2 separate regions of the Homo sapiens genome follow, and region 2 is linked to region 1. The links are chromatin contacts, found by Hi-C or POLR2A ChIA-PET in ENCODE. All regions are on one chromosome and are shown on one strand. The core of a region is the stretch at or near the end of the contact, and the rest is flanking DNA. Distances in the headings are between cores, read along the strand shown. Region 1 holds the start of RPS28 (ribosomal protein S28). Region 2 holds the start of ZNF653 (zinc finger protein 653).

Evidence for each region. Hi-C counts contacts between places; a loop is a spot of excess contacts on that map. ChIA-PET counts read pairs that join two places held with the same protein, here RNA polymerase II (POLR2A). Pooled maps may share reads with other maps.
Region 2: a map of CD4-positive, alpha-beta T cell shows a loop between it and region 1 (27-fold over the local background). The contact joins the promoter of ZNF653 here to the promoter of RPS28 in region 1. A Hi-C loop is called at or near these places in 1 of 168 maps with a recorded cell type or tissue (CD4-positive, alpha-beta T cell) and 2 of 50 pooled maps. POLR2A ChIA-PET finds 5 or more read pairs at or near these places in 1 of 52 experiments (activated T-cell).

What each region holds. Positions count from the first base shown.
Region 1 is chr19:8,318,740-8,326,385 of GRCh38, forward strand. RPS28 (ribosomal protein S28) reads left to right here and starts at 2,757. Exons shown (of 4, transcript NM_001031.5): 1 at 2,757-2,830; 2 at 2,917-2,964; 3 at 3,214-3,352; 4 at 3,533-4,601. The coding sequence starts at 2,792. The coding sequence ends at 3,336. It overlaps NDUFA7 (NADH:ubiquinone oxidoreductase subunit A7), which reads right to left and starts at 2,636. Exons shown (of 4, transcript NM_005001.5): 1 at 2,569-2,636; 2 at 2,118-2,167. The coding sequence starts at 2,619. It overlaps KANK3 (KN motif and ankyrin repeat domains 3), which reads right to left. Exons shown (of 11, transcript NM_198471.3): 8 at 6,212-6,357; 9 at 5,891-6,091; 10 at 5,710-5,808; 11 at 3,845-4,183. The coding sequence ends at 4,100. RefSeq lists enhancers at 756-1,723, 1,724-2,691, 2,546-2,785, 2,692-3,659, 3,660-4,625.
Region 2 is chr19:11,500,908-11,508,553 of GRCh38, forward strand. It overlaps ZNF653 (zinc finger protein 653), which reads right to left and starts at 4,932. Exons shown (of 9, transcript NM_138783.4): 1 at 4,581-4,932. The coding sequence starts at 4,879. ECSIT (ECSIT signaling integrator) reads right to left here. Exons shown (of 8, transcript NM_016581.5): 5 at 7,084-7,141; 6 at 6,795-6,943; 7 at 6,550-6,655; 8 at 5,022-5,521. The coding sequence ends at 5,277. RefSeq lists enhancers at 4,028-4,097, 6,550-7,327 and silencers at 4,248-4,917, 5,078-5,127.

The sequences.
Region 1 (7,646 bases), core at 1,507-4,006:
GAGGCGGGCAGATCACGAGGTCAAGAGATCAGACCATCCTGGCAAACATGGTGAAACCCCGTCACTACTAAAAATACAAAAATTAGCTGGGTGTGGTGGTGCACGCCTGTAGCCCCAGCTACTCGGGAGGCTGAGGCAGGAGAATCACTTGAACCCGGGAGGCGGAGATTGCAGTGATCTCAGATCCGCCACTGCACTCCAGCTTGGCGACAGAGTGAGACTCTGTCTCAAAAAAGAAAAAAAAAAAAAGACCAATAAAACATCCAGATGAATCACTAGAGGGTGCCGTCATCCTAAAAAAGTCAAAACTTTCACAAAGCCATTTCCTCAACTGGCCCACAACTACCCTGATAGAAAGCCAACTAGGGGGGTCGGGGGTTGGGGGGGAGAGAGCATCAGGAAGAATAGCTAATGGATGCTGGGCTTAATACCTAAGTGATAGGTTGATCTTTGATCTTTGCAGCAAACTACCATGGCACGTTTACCTTTGTAACAAAACTGCAAATGTACCCCAGAACTTAACGTTAAAGTTGAAAACAAGCCGGGCGCAGTGGCTCACACCTGTAATCCCAGCACTTTGGGAGGCCGAGGCAGGCGGATTATGAAGTCAGGAGTTCGAGACCAGACTGGCCAACATGGTGAAACCCCGTTTCTACTAAAAATACAAAAAATTAGTCAGGCGTGGTGGCACATGCCTGTAATCCCAGCTACTTGGGAGGCTGAGGCAGGAGAATCGCTTGAACCCGGGAGATGGAGATTGCAGTGAGCTGAGATTGTGCCATTGCACTCCAGCCTGGGCAATAAGAGCAAAACTCCGTCTCAAAAAAAAAAAAAAAAAAAAGTTGAAAACAAAGTTTGATACTTCTAATATTTGGAATTAGTCACAACATATAGGCATTTACATAAATTTCATTATTTTAATGCTATTTTTCTTCCTTTCATTATAATCCTCAATGACTGCCTTACCTCTGCCTACCCTTTGACTTCATAGATTATACCATTATCCCTTTCCCTCAATGGGTTCCATCCATACTGGCCTCCTTCCACTCAGGCTCTGTCCAGCCTGACACTCTTAGCCCTTCCTGTTCCCTCTGCTCAGAATGTTTTTTCTTTTTTATTTTTTTGAGACAGAGTGTTGTTCTGTCACCCAGGCTGGAGTGCAGTGGTGCGATCTCAGCTCACTGCAATATCCACCTCCTGTGTTCAAGCGATTCTCCTGCCTCAACCTCCCGAGTAGCTGGGACTACCCGCGCGCGCCACCACGCCCGGCTAATTTTTGTATTTCTAGTAGAGAGGGGGTTTTACTGTGTTTCACTGTGTTGGCCAGGCTGGTCTCAAACTCCTGACCTCGTGATCCGCCTGCCTCAGCCTCCCCAAGTGCTGGGATCACAAGCGTGAGCCACCGCGCCCGGTCAGAATGTTTTTTCAATAATTATTCTTTGAATGGGTCCTTCCCATCATTCAGGGGACTCAACTGTCAATTTCCAAAGAAAGATCTTTCCCAATCATCTGACTTTACGTAGCCACCCTCCAGCTTCCACTTATTTTGTTTTGTCTTCAAAGCATTCCAGAACAATACTACCTGCTGTGTTTGTTTCCCTACTATGCTTCTCCCTAGAATGTGGCGTCCATGAAAGAATGTGGATAAGAACTTTCCTGGTTCACAAAGTTAAACCCAAGGCTGAGGTCATACATGACGGGGGCTTGTAAATATCAACTAATATTTTAATATAAATGAGTCTGAAATCAGGACACTTCTGGGTTCAAGTCCCCGCTGCCACTTTTTAGCTTCTGAGTGACTTGAGGCAAATGATTTCGCCTCTCTGGACCTCTTTTTTCATCTGTAGCTTGGGGATAACACTGACTAACATGGCCACGCTGAGCACTGCAAATCTAGCCTGATTGCCAGTCAGAATGCACGCCCGGCCTCGCTGTTTCAGGAGGGCTGTCCTCCGGAGTTCAGCAAGGTTAAAGGCAAACCTCTGCCTCCACAGCCTGGCAGGGGACTGGTGGCAGGATGTCAGCCCTCCGTTTCAGGGGTCTAAAGGAACACAGATTTCGTTTTTGGTGGAGAAAGGACAGAGCCAGAGGCTGGGCAGCGAGCGGGGCCTGCTCACCGCTTGGAGATCTCCTGGTAGCGTAGCTGCAGCTTCCCCTGCAGGTCATGCTGTGGGAAGAGGAGAGGAGAGGTCGGCCTGCAAGGCACCCCAGGAGAGAGGAAAGGAGAGGGCAAGGGACCAGGGATGGTCCGGGGATGCGCATTTTAAGGGAAGGCAGGGGATGAACACTCGGGGAAACGGATGTGGGTCCTGCAGGTGAAGAGCAAAGCCAGAGTCCGGGCCCACAGATCCAAGGCTAAGAAGGTCGGGGACTGGGGAAATCCCAGGCCTGAGTGGTTCCCAGGCCAGGAGAGGGTCCCGGGCTGAAGGGGTGACTAGCTGGGGGTTCCCAGGGAGATTCGGGGAGAGCGAAGGGTCCCGGCTTAGGAGGGAGGTGAGGAGCAGGAGCGGGTCCCGGACACACGGAGCCCGAAGCCCCCCATGGTGCAGCCCTGTCCGCCCCGCGCACCCCGGACGCCCAGTTCCGCAGCCGCTGGATGAGACGGGTGGCGGACGCCATCTTCCGTCCGCGATACTGAAGGGCGCAGCCGGTGACGTCTCCACCGCTGGGGCTGCTGGGAAAGACGCGGCGTGGTATCGCGAGACGGGAGTGGGCGGTGCTAGAACGTCCTATAAAGGCTCTCCCCGAAGCACGTGACTCCTCTCCGCCAGACCGCCGCCGCGCCGCCATCATGGACACCAGCCGTGTGCAGCCTATCAAGCTGGCCAGGGTGAGGTGGGGGCCCGAATTTGGGGGCAGGGGGAGGGATTAGAGGAGCCAAACGGGCCGGGTCTGAACCCAGCTTCTTTCCTCCAGGTCACCAAGGTCCTGGGCAGGACCGGTTCTCAGGGACAGTGCACGCAGGTAATCGGGTGGGGGCATTTGGCCGACTGCCGGCGACCTAAACCCTGATGTGACCTCTACCCTGCCCTAACCCCTGCCAGCCGGAATCCGGGAGCCGATTCTCATTTCATCACGGGGTTCTGATGGTTCCCTTTAACGATCTGTATTCTGGCCCCGACACGTTCTCTGAATTCATATCTGCTTCCCACTCCGCGGTGCCTTTCCGCGGCCCGCCCTTACTTCTTCCTCCACTCCGGTGGGGACCCGTAGGTGCGCGTGGAATTCATGGACGACACGAGCCGATCCATCATCCGCAATGTAAAAGGCCCCGTGCGCGAGGGCGACGTGCTCACCCTTTTGGAGTCAGAGCGAGAAGCCCGGAGGTTGCGCTGAGCTTGGCTGCTCGCTGGTGGGTGCAAAGAGGACACCCCTTTGATAGACCTTTGGTTGGTGGTAGGGAGGCTTCGTTAAGCCCAGGGTGAGAGGGTTTGGGAGGCAGAGTCTACATACAGAGACTGACAAGAGGGAGGCGGGAGTTTGCCAATTGCTGCGGGGCCTGTCAACATCTCATGTTTGGGTCTGTTTACAGGGTCTTGGATGTCGGGTTCGACCACTTGGCCGATGGGAATGGTCTGTCACAGTCTGCTCCTTTTTTTTGTCCGCCACACGTAACTGAGATGCTCCTTTAAATAAAGCGTTTGTGTTTCAAGTTAACTCAGGTTCTTGTCTGGGTTATACGACTAGGGTTTCTCCAGGTTTCTTGAGTGGCTCCCAGGCGGTCACCGATCCTCCGCACTCTGGAAATCCTGGCCGTGCGGTCTTGCCAAACGAAGCTTTTCCTTTTTGAGGCGGGGGGTCGTGTTTGTCGATTGCACCCTCTACCCCAAACAAAACACAAGCGTAGTAGGAATGTTTTATTAGCAAAGAAGTTTCAGAGAGTGGGTGGATCAGGGCTCTATCACTTGGTCCCCACCTCACCTTGGTGGGGCCAGAGTGAGCCCCTTCCTGCCACAGTCACCCCAACTGAAATTGCCTTTCTCTTCGGCCAGTGTTAGCCTCTGAGCAGGGGACCCTGGACCCTTCTGTGCGCCAAAGGCTGAGGTGACTGACGAGGAGATCTCCCCACAGCTAGGTGTAGTGAGCCAGACGAGGCAGCTTACTGAACCTGGGGGTTCTCTCCATTGTCACCGCATTCTCCTTCACCAGGTGTGGCTGTCTGGGAGCCAGGGGGTGACTCGCTCTGGAGAGAGGGGAAAAGAGGGGGGCCTGCTGCAATCTCCTTGAGGCAGGAAACGTGGGATTCAGCCCCAGCCTCACTTAGTGGAGGTTCTTTTACCATGGACCCAGGCTGCCTGGTTTGTATCCAACCTCTGCCCCTTCTGACCTGGAAGAGGCGCTTGACCTTCCTCCCACATCCCTTCCAGTGGGGTGAGTACAGGTGTTCCTCAGTTTACAATGGGTTACATTCCGGTGAGTACATCATAGGTTGAAAGTATTGCAAGTTGAAATGTGTTTAATACACCTAATCTCCCAAACATCACAGCTTAGCATGGTCCATCTTAAGCTTGTTCAGAACGCCTTAGCCTGTAGTTGGGGAAACTCGTCTAACACGAAGCCTGTTTTAATAAAGTATTGAATGTCTTATGTAATTTATTGAATACTCTGCTGAAGTGTGGTTTTTACTAAGCACACATTGCTTTTATGCTATCATGAAGTCAAAAAATTGTAAGTTGTGCCAGGCGCGATGGCTCACAGCTGTTGTAATCCCAGCTACTTGGGAGGCTGAGGCAGGAGAATTTCTTGAACCTGGGAGGTGGAGGTTGCAGTGAACTGAGATTGTGCCGCTGCACTCCAGCCTGGGTGACAGAACGAGACTCTTGTCTTCAAATGAAAAAAAAAAATTAGCTGGGCATGGTAGCACGTGCCTGTAGTCCCAACTACTTGAGAGGCTGAGGCAGAAGAATCGCTTGAACCCCAGAGGTGGAGGTTGCAGTGAGCTGCAGTCGCCCCACTGCACTCTAGCCTCGGTGACAGAGGAAGACTCCATCTCAAAAATAAATAAAAAATGGTAAGTGGAGCCATGGTAAATTGGGGTCAACCTGTACAGGATGAGTGGGCTGATTAGATAACTTGGATTATGAAAGTGCTAAAACATCCTGGCACTTGGCCATCAGAGTATAGTGGTGTTGGGGGTTAATGTGTTCTGCAAACTCACCCAGTCTCCAGTTCTGAAGCTCTGGACCCCCTTCCCCACCCTGCCTGATGCCAAAGGGCTCCTTTTTCCTTTGATAAGAGCCTCCCTGGCAGTAGGTAACAGGAGCCCAGGGGCATGCATGAAAGGTCTTAGCTAGGTCTCTGTGACCTTAGGTTACTTCCCCCCTTGAGGACTCAGTCTCATGACCTGGGGTAGTGTCAACCTCACTGGGGTTTTGCTGCTTTCACATCAAATCCCAGCCCCTGCCAGGCGCTCTGGTTTCACACCTGTAATCCCAGCACTTGAGGATGCTGAGGCAGAAGGATCCCTTGAGCTCAGGAGTTTGTGGCTGCAGTGAGCTCTGATCACACCACTACACCCCAACCCGGGTTACAGAGTGAGACCCTGTCTCCCAAAAAAGAAAAGCAGCCACATAGGAGAATCCAGACACTGGTTCTGCACCCCTGGTGCCACCTTTGGGGAGCAGAAAGGGAGGCTCAGGGCATATTTACTATCCTCTGCAAACTGAATTTGCAGCTGGGAAAGTTTGTTTCTTCCAGAGCTGTGCTCACCTGGGTGTCGGGCTGGCCCGAGCTCAGGTGGGCATGTAGCAGAGCGGCCACCTCATCCTGCTCAGCCTCCAGGGCGATGGCCAGGGCACTGGTGCCCTCCTGTGGAACGTTAGGGACAGTCAGATCCCTGAGCCAAGCCATGGGCACCCCCCAAGATGCCAGCCCCATTGTGGGGTCTTACATTGTCCAGGATGGCAGGGTCACAGCCTGGCTGGGTGAGCAGCAGCCGCACGGTGTCCAGGCGCCCATACTCACTGGCACACATCAGCGCTGTGGCCCCATCCGCATCCTGCGCATTCACATCAGCCCCACACGCCAGTAGGGTTGCCACCATGTCCTGTCGGCCATGGCTGATGGCCAGCATGAGGGCTGTCTGCCCCGTCTGGGGAGTGGGGAGGAAGAGGGAACAGGCTGGGGTAGGCTCAGGGAAGGGAGGTCACAGGTTGACTCCCAAAGTGGAAGTGACTCCTGGCTGAGAGCCACAGTGGGGGCGCCCACGCACCTGACTGGCCTTGGCATTGACATCACCCATGCAGAAGAGTCTCTGGACCACAGCCATGTCCTCCTCTTCCTGCCTCACAGAGGTGAGTGCAGCCAGCATGAGGGCCGAGTAGCCGGCTCGGTTCTGGCGGTTGACCTCGCAGGCCCCTGGGAGAGAAAAGGGGGCCGTCCACGGAGATGCCAACACCGCGGCCCGACTTGATCCACTCACCTCCCTGCAAGCCTCGGGCACAGCACCTGCATATGGGGTGGTCTCAACGTTCTCCCCACAATAGCTACCTGGTTCCTCCCTCACTAAGGTGTTGCTCAAATACCATCTGCTCAGTGAAGGACCTTCCTGTTTCATCTTTTTTTTTTTTTTTTTTTTTTTTTTGAGACATAGTCTCGCTCTGTCACCCAGGCTGGAGTGCAGTGGTGCGATCTCAGCTCACTGCAATCTCCACCTCCGGAGTAGCTGGAACTACAGCATGTGCCATCACACCCAGCTAATTTTTGTATTATTTAGTAGAGACAGGGTTTCACCATGTTGGCCAGGCTAGTCTCGAACTCCTGACCTCAAGTGATCCACCCACCGTAGCCTCCCAAAGTGCTGGAATTAGAGGCATGAGCCACTGGCCCAGTGGCTATTTCAAATCAAGTCCCTGTTTCAAATCAGGCAGGGACTTGGTTTTGTTTGCTTCTGTATCCCTCAGTACTTAGAACAATACTTGGCACATAGTAGATGCTCAGTTAAACATTTGTTGACTGAATAATAAAAGGATATGTTTATTTTCATGGCCACCACCCGCCAAGCCACCATCATTGCTCCCCTAAAGAACAGTGCCAGCCTCCACCCTTCTCTCTGAATCCACTCCAGGTTCCACACAGCAGCCAGGAGCAACTATTTATTTATTTAGAGATGGAGTCTCATTCTGTCGCCCAGGCTGGAGTGCAGTGGCACGATCTCAGCTCACTGCAACCTCTGCCTCCCAGGTTTAAGCGATTCTTCTGCCTTGGCCACTTGAGTAGCTGGGATTACAGGCATGCACCACCACGCCCAGCTAATTTTTGTATTTTTAGTAGAGACGGTTTCACCATGTTGGTCAGGCTGGTCTCGAACTCCGACCTCATGATTCGCTTGCCTCAGCTTCCCAAAGTGCTGGGATTACAGGTGTGAGCCACCGCGCCTGGCCAAGAGCAACAATTCAAAATGAATTTGGTTGCCAGGACACTGGCTCACGTCTGTAATCCCAGCACTTTGAGAGGCCGAGGTGGTTGATCACTTGAGGTCAGGAGTTCGAGACCAGCCTGGCCAATGTGGTGAACCCCATCTCTACTAAAAACACAAAAAATAGCCAGGCGTGGTGGCAGGCACCTGTAATCTCAGCTACTCAGGAGGCTGAGGCAGGATAATCACTTGAACCTGGGAGCTGCAGTGAGCCAAGATCACGCCACTG
Region 2 (7,646 bases), core at 3,682-6,181, 3.2 Mb after region 1:
ACCCCCACACAGGGCTTTCTCCCTCAAACTGCCTTCCCTCTCCTGTCCACTTCTCCAACTTCTGCCACTTCTCTGTGACTCCCAGCAGAGGCCACTGGCATCAAGGACCACAGCTCCGGGGCTACTCAGGCCCTGGCTTGGCTGTTTCCCGCCATTTCCTTTCAGTCTTCAGTCATTCCCACCAGCATCTAAATATGCCATGATTTCTCCCATCTTGGGTTAAAATCATTTTGATACCCACCTTCCCCACCAGCCCCTTCCCCATATCTTTTTTTTTTTTTTTCTTTTTGAGACAGGCTCTCGTGGTGTTGCCCCAGCTGGAGTGCAGTGGCGCCATCACAGCTCACTGAAGCTTCGACCTCCAGGGCTCAACCGATCCTCTTGCCTCAGCCTCCTGAGTAGCTGGGACCACAGGCATGCACCACCACACCCGGCTAACTTTTGTACTTTTTGTAGAGATCGAGTTTCGCCATGTTGCCCAAGCTGGTCTCAAACTCCTGGGCTCAAGAGATCCTTCTGCTTCAGCCTCCCAAAGTGCTGGGATTACAGGTGTGAGCCACTAGCACCCAGCCTCCTTCTTCATTTCCCCGTTTTGTCACAGTTGTCTACACTCGCTGTCTCCATGTCCTCTCCTCCATCTCACTGGAACTCCTCCAGTCAGAGCTTTGCTCCATCACGTCACACACTCTCCCATCACAGTCACCAGTGACGGCTTCACTCGGCCCAACAGCACTGGACATGGCAGACACTTCCTTTGGCCTCCTGGGTGCTGCCACTGCCCAGTGCTCCACTGGCACCGGGCTGCTGCTTCTCCCTCACCTCCCTTACCAAGGAGAGCAACCGCCACACTCAGGCCTGTGTTTTCTGTCTAAAAGTATCCCTTTAGTAACTTTTTTTTTTCTTTTGAGATAGAGCCTCGCTCTGTTGCCCAGGCTGGAGTGCGGTGGCACGATCTTGGCTCACTGCAAACTCTGCCTCCTGGGTTCAAGTGATTCTCCTGCCTCAGCCTCCTGCGTAGCTGGGACTATAGGCGTGTGCCACCACGCCCAGCTAATTTTTGTATTTTTAGTAGAGACGGGGTTTCAATATGCTGGCCAGGCTGGTCTCGAACTCCTTACTTCGTGATTTGCTCACCTTGGCCTCCCAAAGTGCTGGGATTATAGGCGTGAGCCATCGCGCCTGGCCTATTTTTATTTTACTTTTTGAGACAGTCTTGCTCTATTGCCCAGGCTGGAGTACAGTGGCGCGATCTCGGCTCACTGCAACCTCCACCTCCCGGGTTCCAGTGATTCTCCTGCCTCAGCCTCCCAAGCAGCTGCGACTACAGGCGTGCGCCACCATGCCCGGCTAATTTTTGCATTTTTAGTAGAGACAGGGTTTTGGCCTATTGGTCAGGCTGGTCTCAAATTCCTGACCTCAAGAGATCCACCTGCCTTGGCCTCCCAAAGTGCTGGGATTACAGGCGTGAGCTACCATGCCTGGTCTTCCTTTTTTTTATTTTAATTGTTGACAAGAGTCATGAACCTCCTTGGACTCATCATCAGCTTTAACAATTGTTAACTCTTGGCCAACCTTGTATCACAATGTGTACCCCATCCATTCTTCAAGCCACACACATCCTAGAGACAGTTTCTTCTAAAATACAAACCAGGCTGTGTGTGACTTGTAGTCCCAGCTACTCTGGAGGCTGAGGTGGGAGGATCTCTTGAGTCCAGGAGTTCAAGACCAGCCTGGGCAATATAGCAAGACTGCATCTCAAAAATAAATAAACAAATAAATAAGGAAATAAAAGGCCAGGCCCAGGCCCGGGTATGGTTTCATCTTTACATTTAAATCTGCAACCCCGCCGGGCGCAGTGGCTCACACCTGTAATCCCAGCACTTTGGGAGGCCGAGGCAGGCAGACCTCTTGAGGTCAGGAGTTCGAGACCAGCCTAGCCAACATGGCGAAACCCCGTCTCTACTAAAAATACAAAAATTAGCCGGGCATGGGGGTGCACGCCTGTAATCCCAGCTACTCGGGAGGCTGAGGCAGGAGAATCGCTTGAACGCGGGAGGCAGAGGTTGCAGTGAGCTGAGGCTGCGCCAATGTACTCCAGCCTGGGTAACAGAGCAAGACTCCATCTCAAAAAAAAAAAAGGTGGGGGGGGCATCAGGGGAAATAAAGGCAGACCATACCACTTCTTTCTCTGTACAAAATCTTGCACTTAAGAAAAGGCTCCCACCTCACTGGGAGGAAAAACTGGAGTCCTCTCCATGGCTCTGGATGACCTTCCCTGTCACCAATCTGTCCTTGTCTTCCCTTCTCCCCCTCACTCATTGCAGTCCAGCCACACAAGCCTCTTCAGTGTTCCTGGCACACAATAGGCAGGGTCCTGCCTCAGGACCTTTGCCTTTGCTATTCCCTCTGCCTCAACTCTTCCCCAGAGATCTGCATGGCTCCTCCTAGGTTCCTTCATGTCTTTACTGAAATGCTATCTTCTGAATGTGACCACCTTAACTCCCTATTTAAACTTCCAACTCACACTCTTCATTTCACTTTTGTTTTTTCCGTAGCCCCTATCTCTCATGGACGATACAATTTACTTATGTTTCTGGTCTGCAGTAAACAAGCCTTTTGCCAGGTATGGTGGCTCATGACTTTAATCCCAGCACTTCGGGAGGCTGAGGACGGAGGATCCCTTGAGCCGAGGAGTTCGTGACCAGCCTGGGCAACATGGCGAGACCCCCATCTCCATGAAAAATTAAAAAATTAGCCAGGTGAGGTGGCTCCTCTGTAGTCCCAGCTACTTGGGAGACTGAGGCAGGAGGATCCCTTGAGCCTGGGAGGTTGAGGCTGCTGTGAGCTATGAACATGCCACTGTACTCTGGCCTGGGTGACAAAGTGAGACCCTGTCTCAAGAACAAACAAACAGGGCTGGGCACAATGGCTTACACCTGTAATCCCAGCACTTTGAGAGGCTGAGGCCGGAGAATCACTTGAGCCTAGGAGTTTGAAATCAGCCTGGGCAACACAGGGAAACCTCTGTCTCTACAAAAAATACAAAAATTAGCCAGGTGGAGTGACGTGCACCTGTGGTCCCAACTACTCAGGAGGCGGAGGTAAGAGGATCACTTGAACCCACGAGGTTGAGGCTGCAGTAAGCCGTGATCATGCCACTGCATTCCACTCTGGGCGAGAGAGTGAGACCCTGTCTCAAAAAGAAAAACGAGGGCCGGGCGCGGTGGCTCACGCCTGTAATCCCAGCACTTTGGGAGGCCGAGGCGGGTGGATCACGAGGTCAGGAGATCGAGGCCATCCTGGCTAACAGAGTAAAACCCTGTCTCTACTAAAAATACAAAAAATTAGCCGGGCGTGGTGGCGGGCGGCTGCAGTCCCAGCTACTTGGGAGGCTGAGGCAGGAGAATGGCGTGAACCCGGGAGGCGGAGCTTGCAGTGAACGGAGATCGTGCCACTGCACTCCAGCCTGGGCGACAGAGCAAGACTCTGTCTCAAAAAAAAAGAAAAGAAAAGAAAAACGAACAAAAAAACCCCCCAGACCTTTGAACAAGCCATCCCCTCTGCCCACCAGAATGTCCGCTCCATGAGGCAGGTATCTTTGCGCTCCCAGCATTTCCAGTCCTGCTCTTGAGCATATAAGCCAGCCTGCTGTCCTGGGAAAGGGGTGGGTATAACTTAGCAGGATCTGTTTGATTCTTGACTCTCAGAATCTCCCCCCAGAGAAACATGAGAACATGTGTACCTGAAAACCAGGGCAGAACAAGGATTTCCTTGCGGCACTGCTTGTGATACGGAATAAACGTCATCCTCGTAAAAGTTAATACTTAGGGAACCCACTACCTGCCAGGCACTCTTCTAAGCTCTTTGCCTATTTTAACTCAATCATCACATCAACATATAAGGCAGGAAGGGAAAAACTCCATCCACACTGCTCCTTCTCAAGACTGAGAATTTACAAAGACAGGCCTCTCTGCCCTCCACCTGCCAAGCTAACTAGGGGTTTCCTCTTCATCCGAGTCTCCCTGGGCTGAGTTGCTTCACAGAAATAGGTTTAGGGGAGTGCAGTCCAGGTTGTGAAGGGTCCCCCGGATGTGTTGGATCTAGGGTTGTGGGAATGGGGCCATACGGAGTCCCAGATGGGGCACCAGAACTTCAAGAAGGGCAGGGCTGAGTGCCCCAGGGTGTCCAGAGTCCCAGGCCAGGTGGGGAACTAAGCGGGGGAGGATGAGACCGGTGAGGGGGCGGGGCTGCCCCCCCAGGGCCTGGTTAGTTACAAGGCCTGGAGGTGGGGCCAGTCCCAGGATTGGGCCGCCAGAGTTCTAGCGGGCGGGGCCAAGCGCTCAGAAGGCGGGTCGAGGGGCTGGGTGCACCCTAGGATTGGGCAGTCGGAACGATGGGAGGCGGGGCCACGAGCCAGGCGCGTCCCGGCCAGGCAGTACGAGACCCAGGCCGCCGGCCCGGCTCCTGGGCGGGGTCCGCAGGTGCCGGGGGCTGGCCCTAGAAGCGGAGGGGGCGGGGTAAAGCCCGGCGGGGTCTGGGGGCGTCTCCTCCCTCCCTCCCTCGGGGCCAGGCCCCCTCACCCGTGGCGGCCGCTCCGCTGGCCGCGCTCCAGAGAGATGAGGTAGGCGGCGAGCTTGGCGTCGCTCCAGCCGCTGCGGCGCCGCAGGTCCACCCAGGGCCCGTGCGCCTCGCCCAGGTACACGCGCCGCACGTCGTACTTCTTCCGGGACTCGAGCCGTCGCCGGGCCCGGTCCGACTCCGTGAGTCGCGGCCGGCCCCGCGCCTTTCGGCCCGCTGCGCCCTCCTCGGCTGCTGCCTCCCCGCCCGCGCCCGCCTCAGCCTCCGCCTCCGCCTCGGGCTCTAGCGCCCGCTCCGCCATCCCCCCCACCCTGGTTACCAGCCTCCCCCGTTGTTAGGAGCCAGACCGGAAGTGGCGCGCATCTTCGGCGCCGCCGAGAAATTTCTCACGGTCTCTCGCTGCCCCAGGGCGCCAAAAGGAGACCAAGAATGGAAACTGCGCATGCGCACAACCAACAGCGCTCCCGCCCCTTTTTATTTGAATTCGGAGAACCAGAGGCGCCTGCAGATTCTGGAGGGGTCTCGCCTGCCCATCGCTGGCAGCCCGAGATCCTGGGGAGGGGATGCCATACTGCTAGAGATGAGGGAAGAGAGCCCCAAGCAGGAAAACATTGATTTGCTGTACACTCAAAGGGCATCTCATGCCTTCAGTCCACCGCCTCCTCGGGCCACAGCCCGTGCCCTCGCGCCGGCTCAGACTAGCTCTGGCCCTGCTGCTGTCGCTGCAGGTTGTCGTCTTCTTCCTGGTGGTCCTCGGGCAGGGGCGGCTCCTCCAGCCCTGCAGAGGATGTCTGGAGCTCCCGGGTGGACCCGGCGAGGCGGAAGACCACGGGGATCTGGGCCAGGGTTGGGTTGGTCTCCTGCAGGCCCTGGATCCACTTAGCCATCGTCGCCTGGTCATGAGCACCCGCCATGCACATGGCGAAGACAGGGCCTTCCTCCACTGTTGGAAGACATGCACCCTTAAGGTTTGCACAGTGGGGGCTGCAGCGGCTAACCCATGCCTACACCTTTTTGAGGTATTTTACACTCCCTTCCACTTCCTTTTTTTTTTTTTTTTTTTTTTTGAGACGGAGTCTCGCTGTGTCACCCAGGCTGGAGTGCAGTGGCGAGATCTCGGCTCACTGCAACATCCGCCTCCCAGGTTCAAGTGATTCTCCTGCCTCGGCCTCCCGAGGAGCTGGGATTACAGGTGCACAGCACCACGCCGGGCTAATTTTTAAATTTTTAGTAGAGATGGGGTTTCACCATGTTGGCCAGGCTGGTCTCGAATTCCTGACCTCAAATGATCTACCCGCCTCAGCCTCCCAGAGTGCTGGGATTACAGGCGTGAGCCACTGTGCCCGGCTTCCTTCCACTTTCTTGTGCCTCCAAACCTTTGCACAAGCTAGCCCCGCTGCCTAGGCTGCCCACTCCACACTTCACCCGGGCGATGACTCCTGGTTTTTCTGTATTCTGCCAGGAAGGCCTCCTGACCCCCCACTCAAGGCATGCTCCTCTCCTAAGCTCCCCAAAGTGTAATTTGCCTGTTCCCTTGCTGACTCGAGGGACTAGGTTTGTCCTGGTGACACCCAGTAGCCAGCACAGAGTTGTAGGAGGGAGGGAATGAACAAGGGCCAACAGGGCTGGGTGACCTCAGGTCTGGAGCCCCTGGGGCAAATGAGTGTGTGCGGCCGGAGGACGAGGGTGTAAGTGGACTGCGTCTCAGCCTGGGCCTACCCCTTGACCCCAGAGGCCGCCCCTCATCCTGGGTGGTGTTTGGAATGTTTGGAAGTCCTGCCTGTCCAGGTTTTTGCCTTTTTTTTTTTTTTTTTTGACACAGGGTCTATCATGTAGGCTGGAGTGCAGTGGCTCTATAATAGTTCACTGCAACCTCAACTCCTGGGCTCAAGTGATCCTCCCACCTCAGCCTGTAGGAGGGCTGGGATTACGAGCACACATGTGAGCCACCGCACCTGGCCCAGTTTTTACCTTCATTGATGTCAAACTCGTAGTTGTCCCAGCCACTCCTCACATACTCCAGGTCCAGCTGCATCGGGTAGTAGAGGTTCCACTCCTCCGGCGTCTCTTCCACTTCCTACTCCAAGGTGGGGAGTGCAGGCGGGGTCAGAGGCCAGGGCTCTCTCGGTCTCCCTCCTCCAGCCTCTCCCATGCACCCTCAGGGTAGTGCCAGCCCACTCCCCAGCCCCAACACATGCTTTGCTTTAAGCCCTCACCCTCTCCTCCGGGGGCAGCAAGTCAGCTCTGAGGATGTGGTAATACACACACTTGTTGCGGAGCCACAGGGAGAAGGGGCCCTCAACAAAGACAGGCCGGGCTGGATTGTGGCGGGCCAGGGCGGCCTGCTGATCGGGACTCTGGATTCCTGGTGTGGAGACATACATGCCCTGTGCCCTGCAAGGGACTCGGCCCAGAGGCCCAGGGAGCCCAGCCTAGGCCCAGCGAGAACCTGGCAGGGCCTGGGTAAGGTTAGAGACTTGGCTGCCCCCATGCTCTCGGACTTACCTACGATGTGGGGCTGGGGGGGATCTGCTGCACCTGTTGAGTCTTTGGGCAAAGGAACCTGCAAGGGAGAGTAGGGATATAATCTTGTAACCCCCAATCCCCTACAGAGGAACTGGGGACAGAGAAACAGAAAGGGGGATACCAGGGAATTCAGGACACCTCTCCTGGATCTGGTACACGGCCCTCCAACCTGTCCCCTCCTCCCTCTGTCCCATTTGGCAATAACCACCAATCTTTAGGATGCTCACCCTGAGGGAACTACCCTAGAACCAGCCCACCTTTGTCAAAATCCTGGCTCTGTCACAAGCTGTGTGACCTTGGCCAAGTCACTGTACCTGTGTGCCTCAGTTTCTCCAGATGCACAATAGGGATGATAACAGCACTTAATTCCGATTTTTTTTTTTTTTTTAGGGATGGGGGTCTCCCTCTCTGTCATCCATGCTGGAGAATGGTGGCATGATCATAGCTCACTGTAGCCTTGAACTCCTGGGCTCAAGTGATCTTCCTACCTCAGTCTCCCAAGTAGCTGGGTCTACAGGTGCACACCACTATGCCTGGCTAAT